Regions from separate parts of the Homo sapiens genome. Here region 1 is linked to region 2. A link is a contact called in ENCODE Hi-C data. All regions are on one chromosome and are shown on one strand. Each heading gives the region's core, a stretch centred on a gene start or an enhancer-like site at or near the end of the contact. The rest is flanking DNA. Distances are from core to core; before and after follow the strand shown. Region 1 holds the start of SLC35F3-AS1 (SLC35F3 antisense RNA 1). Region 2 overlaps SLC35F3 (solute carrier family 35 member F3).

The links. Hi-C counts contacts between places; a loop is a spot of excess contacts on that map. Pooled maps may share reads with other maps.
Region 1: a loop to region 2 is called in a map of GM12878, with 2.6 times the contacts of the local background. The contact joins the promoter of SLC35F3-AS1 here to the enhancer-like site in region 2. A Hi-C loop is called at or near these places in 2 of 168 maps with a recorded cell type or tissue (A673 and GM12878), 14 of 37 single-sample maps with no recorded cell type and 14 of 50 pooled maps.

Annotation. Positions count from the first base shown.
Region 1 is chr1:234,270,799-234,274,553 of GRCh38, reverse strand. It overlaps SLC35F3-AS1 (SLC35F3 antisense RNA 1), which reads left to right and starts at 1,532. Exons shown (of 2, transcript NR_183711.1): 1 at 1,532-2,352; 2 at 3,123-3,755. All of the region lies in intron 3 of SLC35F3 (solute carrier family 35 member F3), which reads right to left. LOC105373206 (a long non-coding RNA gene) reads right to left here and starts at 1,491. Exons shown (of 2, transcript XR_949283.4): 1 at 671-1,491; 2 at 1-386.
Region 2 is chr1:234,308,295-234,312,214 of GRCh38, reverse strand. It overlaps SLC35F3 (solute carrier family 35 member F3), which reads right to left. Exons shown (of 8, transcript NM_173508.4): 4 at 2,895-3,114. Among named protein-coding and RNA genes, the nearest start is that of MIR4671, 3.8 kb to the right of the region's middle. Within about 2 kb of position 2,059, at least 6 of the 41 ENCODE cell types and tissues checked have a DNase peak (open chromatin) inside an H3K27ac peak, as active enhancers do.

The DNA of each region.
Region 1 (3,755 bases), core at 283-2,782, 37 kb after region 2:
TTCCTGAAGTTACTATCCAGGGATCCCACTTGACAATTGATTATGTGCTGTTTTCTGTGAAATTTCTCGAGTTTCTTTGTAATGTTGTGCATGTCTCTATGTAGCTGTTTTCCTAAATGGATGATCCTATCCCTGGAAATACCAGACCATGTCTTATACCATTTGGTATCTTCTCCCATCCTTCCTAATGCCTGTACCAGTGTCTCTATGTGTTACAGCACTGAGAAGGCAACGAACAATCCACAAAAACCAGGCTGATGAATTAAAAATCTCTTTGGTGACGCTGAATACACAGACTGTGCAGCGTGTTGGTGAAATGGAGAAGAAGTTGAAGACCTCACAAAACGGTCTTTTAATTAAGATTTTTGTATTTGTTCTCCAGCTGCCTGGAAATTCCAATAAGACAGTTTTAATTAGAACCAACGTTCACATTTCCCCCTGAGAACTATCAACATTTCGCTAACCCCAATTTTTAAGAATCAAGCTATGGAGACCATAGATAACTGACTTTGTATCTGTTTTTCCTTTTAAAAGTGGAGTTCAATGCATGTGATGGTTTTTTTTTAACCAAAACACTATCCAGCATGTGGCCTATTTTGTACACAAATGCTACCATGTGCAGCATGTAATGAGTATGCGGTCCACAGTCACTTGTGCTGGTCAGTCTTACCTTTTGCTTCATCTGGATGCCTCCGGGAGCTGGATTGTGGCACCCTTAAGCAGGGGGACTTTCCAGACTGTGTGTATTCCTCCCAAGCCCTCAAGTATCCTAAAAATCATTTCATGAATCCTCCATCAAGTCCCCATTTCTCCATTCAGATGCCCCCGATTCCTTCCCTGCTCCAGACCCTCAACACCTTGTGCATGATGAATTGTAGCAATCCTTCTGAAGGCCTTCTGAAGCCATCCTTCTGAGGCCATCCAGCCTTCACCTGACCTCTTGTGAAGTCTTGCATAATTTAGAATCTGTATCACGTAATTTATAACTCAAATTTTCACGATCCTGAAAGATGGAGTATTATTTTGTGATAGCAGGATGTGCTTCTGGCCTTCCTGCTGCCTCTTCAAAAATGCTCAGCACAAACCTAAGTTCTTGGCTACTCCAGATAGGGGGGCAGGACAGACTGCTGGAATTGTAGGGAGGCTCGTGGGAGGGGGGTTGCCTGGGCTTGCGTTCCCTGCATCCCCTGTACCACTCACACCGGTGTGGGCCCTTCTGGGCAGTCATCAATAAAGAAAGTCAAAGAAAGCCATCGCCAAGCTTCTGAAGACTTATAGGCAACAGCCTGTATAAGGGATAGTAAAAATAAGTAGACACAGCTGGCAGTCAGACGTCTGGGTTTGGAAATAATGATTCAAATCGATGCATTGAAGGTAGGAGTGCCAACTCCAGAGAACCAGGCAGGGACAGCTGGAGTGAGCCCATGCTGGCAATTCCCTGAATGCAGCAGGTGTCAGATGATGACATAATGCACACATGATTCAATAATGGATTAGGGAATACAAGGAAAAGGTGACAGAAAAGCAAGAGAGGGATCCGAGGAGTGCCGACCAGAGAGGCAGTTCATGTAGCCTCATTAGTAAAGCCCCCAGGGGCTGTGACTGTCCTGCGCGGGCTTCCAAGTCCACCTGAGAGTTCTGATGCTGTGCTGACCCCATGGCACATCAGGGGCAGCGAGCCTGCTGTCCACACTGGCTGGGAGAAGCAGCAGCCAGGCAAGAGAACAACAAACAGGGGCAGGCAGCCACCCACCAAGAGGACATGTGGAACCAGGCAGCACGCCATTTGGAAAGCAAGTCTATATGGGAGTGGTCACTATCATGGAAAGGAAAAAGAATGGGAAAACCTGAGATTTAAGAAAGACCCAATGCTGTTCTAGAAGCATCTTCAGAAAGAGCAATAAAGCTTCTTTGGGGAAGTCACAGGACACAGACTCTCCAGGGTGGAAGGGATCTTGAAGAGCACAGAGGCCAAGTCCTCATCCATCTCTCGACTTCCTTCATGACTCATCTGAAGACGGCTGGATTGGTCTATGTCTGTACCCTACCCTCACCCCACAATCCCAGTCCACCCTATCTCAGAACAATTTCAAATGCAGGGGAGGATCAGAGATGAAGATGTTACTCCAAAAGTATACATGCAAAGATGTTCTGGAAGTGCTACTTCTTAACTTGTCTGGTCTTATAGTCTGTGGTTGAAGTGAGTTTCTCCACTTCTAGAACGCTTTAGGTCTTGTTTCCTGTCCTCTTTGAAAAGTTTTATTAATAATTACGTGCTGCCCTTCTATTACTCCTACTTTCCATACCCTGGAAAGTATACACGGTTCTAGAATATTCCATTAGGAGGGCCAGGTAAGGATTCTTAAATATGAATGGATTTTATCATTCTCTGCCTGTTGTCTTCACACATTTGTTTCTTTCTTTTTTTGAGACAGAGTCTCGCTCTGTTGCCCAGGCTGGAGTGCAATGGCATGATCTTGGCTCACTACAGCCTCTGCATCCTGAGCTCAAATGATCCTCCTGCCTCAGCCTGTCAAGTAGCTGGCACTACAGGCATGCTCCACCATGCCTGGCTAATTTTTGTATTTTTTTGTAGAGACGGGGTTTTGCCATGTTGTCCAGGCTGGTCTTGAACTCCTGGACTCAAGCGATCCACCCACCTTCGCCTCCCAAAGTTCTGGGATTACAGACCTGAGCCACTGCATCTGGCCTTGTTCTCTTCACACATTTCTTAAATGGAGCTCAATCCCTGCACTCATTAATTGAAGGTCAAGGAATTATCATTATTCACTGGGATCATGGTACCAGATTGATTTACTAGCAATATTTTAGTTTTTCTTTGTGTACAAAGTCTATTCATGATATGATAAAACCTGAGACACAAATCTCAATGAATGAAGTTCTTGCTTTCGGCAAATGTATTATTATTAAATAACATCAATGCATAATAAATAACATTTTAAAATTTATAGCACCTTTTACATTTTCCCTGATGGGTCTCAAGGGACCTCACAAACACCTGTTCAATCAAAGATAACAGAAAGAGCATTATTTCTCTTTCACAAAACGAAAAAACTCTGAACCAGAGAAGGTGAGACATTTACTAATAATTCTGTTTTCAGTTTCTGTATTACTAGTTTCCACAAGAGTTCAGCAACAAGATTTCAAGGACTTTTCTTTTTAACGATCTGAAAATGAAGAATGACTCATCATACTATAGGTGCCCTGTATATGCTTCAAAATAAGTGTGTTTTTTGCTCAGTTCTTGTGCCTTCTCGGACCCTCATGACAACAATAGGAATAAACCTACGTAGAAAGTCTATCTCAGTAGTAATGATTGGGGCAACCGAATGGACTCGACTGACTCATATTTCCCACACATCTTTAAATTTATAGCTGGCCTCTGACTATTTTAGAAAGCCTATGATTTGAACTTCATCCAAGTTTTAACAGCAATAAAATTCCACAGGAAATGGGTTCTTTAGAATCCAAGAAATGCACACTTAGGCTATTGCCTACAATCAAATTATTCTGCTGTTGGAGTTGTGTTGCTGGAGAGAAGATGATCCCTTCTTCCCAGAAGAGGCCATGTTTTCCCATATCACAACATGCATAGAATTGGCACTGGTCAACACTAAACCTTCTATAAGCATGATGAGGACAACTTCTGAGCAGCATCATCAAGCTTGCCTCTCCTGGGCCACTACAACACCTGCCTCCCACCTTGACAAGCCCTGCGTCAGGCAGGCATCATC
Region 2 (3,920 bases), core at 810-3,309:
TGACATGGAGGCTGGGGGTGGTCTCACTCAGCCTGGCTGCAGCTAGCAGGCAGTGTGCGCCCAGGGTTCTACCTGCTCTCATCCTACTCTTGCTTTTGCCACATTAAACTGCCTCTCTAAATGTTCATCCACCAACAAGAGAATTGGGCTGATCCATCAACCCCCTCCAATTGAGAAGGAATAATAAGAATAATGCCATGGAGAAAAGATACCATTTGTTGAGTTTTATGTGTGAGGCATGCATCATCTTATTCTCACAACTGTTTTCTAAGATGAGTAGTAATATTCTCTCCATTTAACAGAGGCTCAGAGACATTTACTAGTCTGCTCAAGGTCCAAACAGCTTATAACAATGGAGCCAAGATCTGTGACCTCGTCACTTGACTCTAGCCTAGGACATCTCCATCGCTGAGCTAGAACCCTGACCTGGAGAACCAGGGAACGTACAGAAAGCACACCTAAGCAGAGAGTCAGATGGCGACACAAGGAGCCACCTTGGCTCCTTCCAAACAGACACTCCAATGGCTTCTCACCCTCTCATACCATACGTGGCCAGGAATCTCCCCAGCATGATAAGACACGTTTGCTTCCTTTTGGATCTGCGCACATGACTTCGACCTATTGATGTTTTCCAGGAACCATGGCCCTTGTGGTTTGAATAATTGCCTTAATAACAAAAGTCTCCTTAGCAGCCAATTCCACAAACATAAGGCTGTGCCTTCAACATGGATTTTTATGTCTGCTTGACTCTCAAGCTCATATGCTCAGCCCTCCAGGATGGAGAACTATGTTAATTCTTTTCAGTCTTTGGAAATTACCTAATGGACAGTGCCAGCCAACCCAGGTCTGAGTGAAGTCTGAGCGGTCCCATGCACCAGTTAGATATTATCTTGGAACTAAATCTCCATCTGTTTATCAAGGAGAATCTCTCAGTCCCTTTGGCACATGGCAGTGTCTCATGATGGATTTTGCTAGCTCTCTGAACTCCTGAAGAAGAGAAGAGGGAGTTCCAACACAACCTGTGGGAGGAAGCTCTTAGATGACTGGTCATGCACTTCGGAGAGGAATAATGATTATTAGAGAGACTCATAACTGCACAGTGCTTTGCAAATTACAAAATGCCATCAATGCCATCACCGACACTGGCTCCTGGGATCTTCATTCAGTGTCAGTCTAGTACCAAAGGCCTTCAACACAAAACTTTGCTCAGTACACAGTGATCAGCAACAGACCAAACCAATCAAGTGGCCACCATGGCCGGAATGTGCCATATTCTGAGGATGACTCTTGGGTGGGGGGTTGGAGGGGTCTTATCCATGCATAGCAGTAAAGATCTAGAAGCATCATGTTGCTTTCTATGAATTTAGGAGTATTTTTCAAGTTTTTCACACCTCCTTCTCTTAACCTCAAAAAAAATGGGTTTCTTCTGCTAGATGCAGAATTAACCTTGAAGCTTCTCTTCCCAGGAACAGGGTCTCATTTGGAATTTTCTAGGGACATCTGAGTCATGCCAAAAATTTCCATAAATTCTCCTGGCTCTTTACATCAAAATAAAGTCAGGAAGGACATGGGTGGGTGGCAGGGGGGCCCAGGACATTCAGATCTTCAGCATCGAGTCAGGCAGCCTGCTGGGTGGCTCACTGTGAGAAGTATCTGCATTTCTTGCAGAGATGCATCAGATCATTTATTTGCTGAAAGCTTTTCTGGTGGCACAGAGAGTGAGTTTTTATTCCAAAATTAACATTAAGCCTCAAAACAAATTTTCCCCCTACTGCGAGCTAAAAATATAACTCAGAAGTTGACTCACGTCCCCACTGCTGTTTGGGTAACTTAGGTGGGTGTGAATGCACCATTAGGGTGATGTCATTGTTCCCAGGACAATGAGGGAAGGACGGAAGTAGAGGGCCCTGCACTGGTGGCCAGCAGGGTTTACTTTCATGGGACTGCCCCTCAAACCGGCTCTTAGCTTTGTGGCTGAAGGGGAAAGCTGTACACTAACTACAGGAGAACTAGCGGCCTGGCTAAATGCTCTCGGCGCTGGTTTGTAGCAAGGTGATGACGGGGCAGTGACAGCTCCTGGCCACAAGAGGGAGCCAGTCAGAAGTCTCTAGGGTTCTGCCCTGTGCTTTGAAACTTCACCTGTTTCTTTTATTCGGGGGAATCTCTCTGTATTTCAGCTGATATTTGATAGTGCACGTGTCCTATTTCATACAGTTGTTATGAAATCCGACGAGCTAACTTTGACTAGCTTCTAATGTAATTGACTGGGTCTCGGTTGTAAAATGAGAGGTAATTCAAGGGATATAATTTCACTCCCCCTTCGTCATTGGTTAGAAGGAAGTGAAGCTGGCCCTTCACAGTTGGGACTTAGCATGAGTGTGTCTGGCCAACTCTGGCTGTGTACACAAGGCCCAGGCAAAGGGCCAAGACTGCATGCACGCATGGATGCCGAAGGATCCTTTGGGTTTCACGCACATCCTCACCCGAGAGTGGCAGTGTTAGCAGAAAGCTCCAGGCTGCAGGGCACGGTCATGCCACGCCCTACAGCCGGGAAAGCCGCCCATGAGAGACGGGGTGAGCACGCAGAGAGCGGAGCACATCGCCATTCCCAGGCTGGGTCCCCGACTGGCACACACTTTAGGGAATGCTTGTTGAAATGCTTGAAATGAAAGGTGCTTTAATGAATGCTTGTCTAGTATGGTTTGCAAGCAAGAAGGTTGGCAAGGCACACCAAGAACCGGGCCCTCTGCTGGGCTCATTTTCTGCTGCAAATCAGAAGGAAAGTGGTCAGCAGCTTATGCTCATGGTCCAGCACATGGAGCTAAGCAAGCCGATGGGCAGGTTTTGGTTGACATGACTGAGTGAGGGAGGAAGACAGATAATAAGGAACTTACCCTCACTCCCATGAATCTGTCCCTGAGAACGATCCATGAGAGCAAGAACACAAAAGCTTTGTTGCAGCAGAACAACACGGAGACATCCGTAGTGTTTATTTTCTTTATTGCATGTAAGTACAGGTAGTTTGTGAGTGTCCAAAGAACACCAAAGGGTGCTGCCTTGGTAAAAAACACCTTCAAAGTCAAGCCATTGTCTCCAAAAAATCGACAGCATTCCCTAAAACAAGGAAAGAGAGGCATCGTTATTATTTTCCTGGGTTCAGACAGACCATTTATTTCCTATAGCAAGTTTTTTTTTTTTTAAGCAAATATAGGAAGGGGCAGGGTTTTAAAATTTATTATTTTTAATAAACATCTTTCTATTAAAGCCCTTCAACCTATTGCTTTAGTCCACTGAAACAAATGTTGCACAGTGATCTAATGTCACAGATTCTTCCTTCTGTTCATGTTAAGCTTGGAATTTATGGTTCTATACAGAAGGTAATGTTGGTGTGTTATCTGACCCGAAGGCCTAATTCTATGGTGATTGACTGAGGGATTCTGTCACTTGCTGAGTAAGAGAAGGGGGTCACTAAACCTTTTTTGGGGTGGGGGTTGTGGGAGAAGGACGGTAATGGAGGAGGATGGATACTCTGGGGGTGGGGGTTGTGGGAGAAGGACGGTAATGGAGGAGGATGGATACTCTGGGGGTGGGGGTTGTGGGAGAAGGACGGTAATGGAGGAGGATGGATACTCTGGGGAAGACAGGGTGTCTAATCTTTTGGCTTTTCTGGGTCACATTAGAAAAAGAATTGTCTTAGGCCACATACAAACTACACTAACACTAACGATAGCTGATGAGCTACAAAAAGAAATCGCAAAAAAAAAAATCTCATAATGTTTTAAGAAAGTTTACAAATTTGTGTTGGGCCTCATTCAAAGCCAGCCTGGACCACATGTGGCCTGTGGGACGGGGGTTGGACAAGCTTGCTCTAAGAGAACACATTGAAACATAGTTTTAAAAAATGTTGCCCTCAGTTGGAA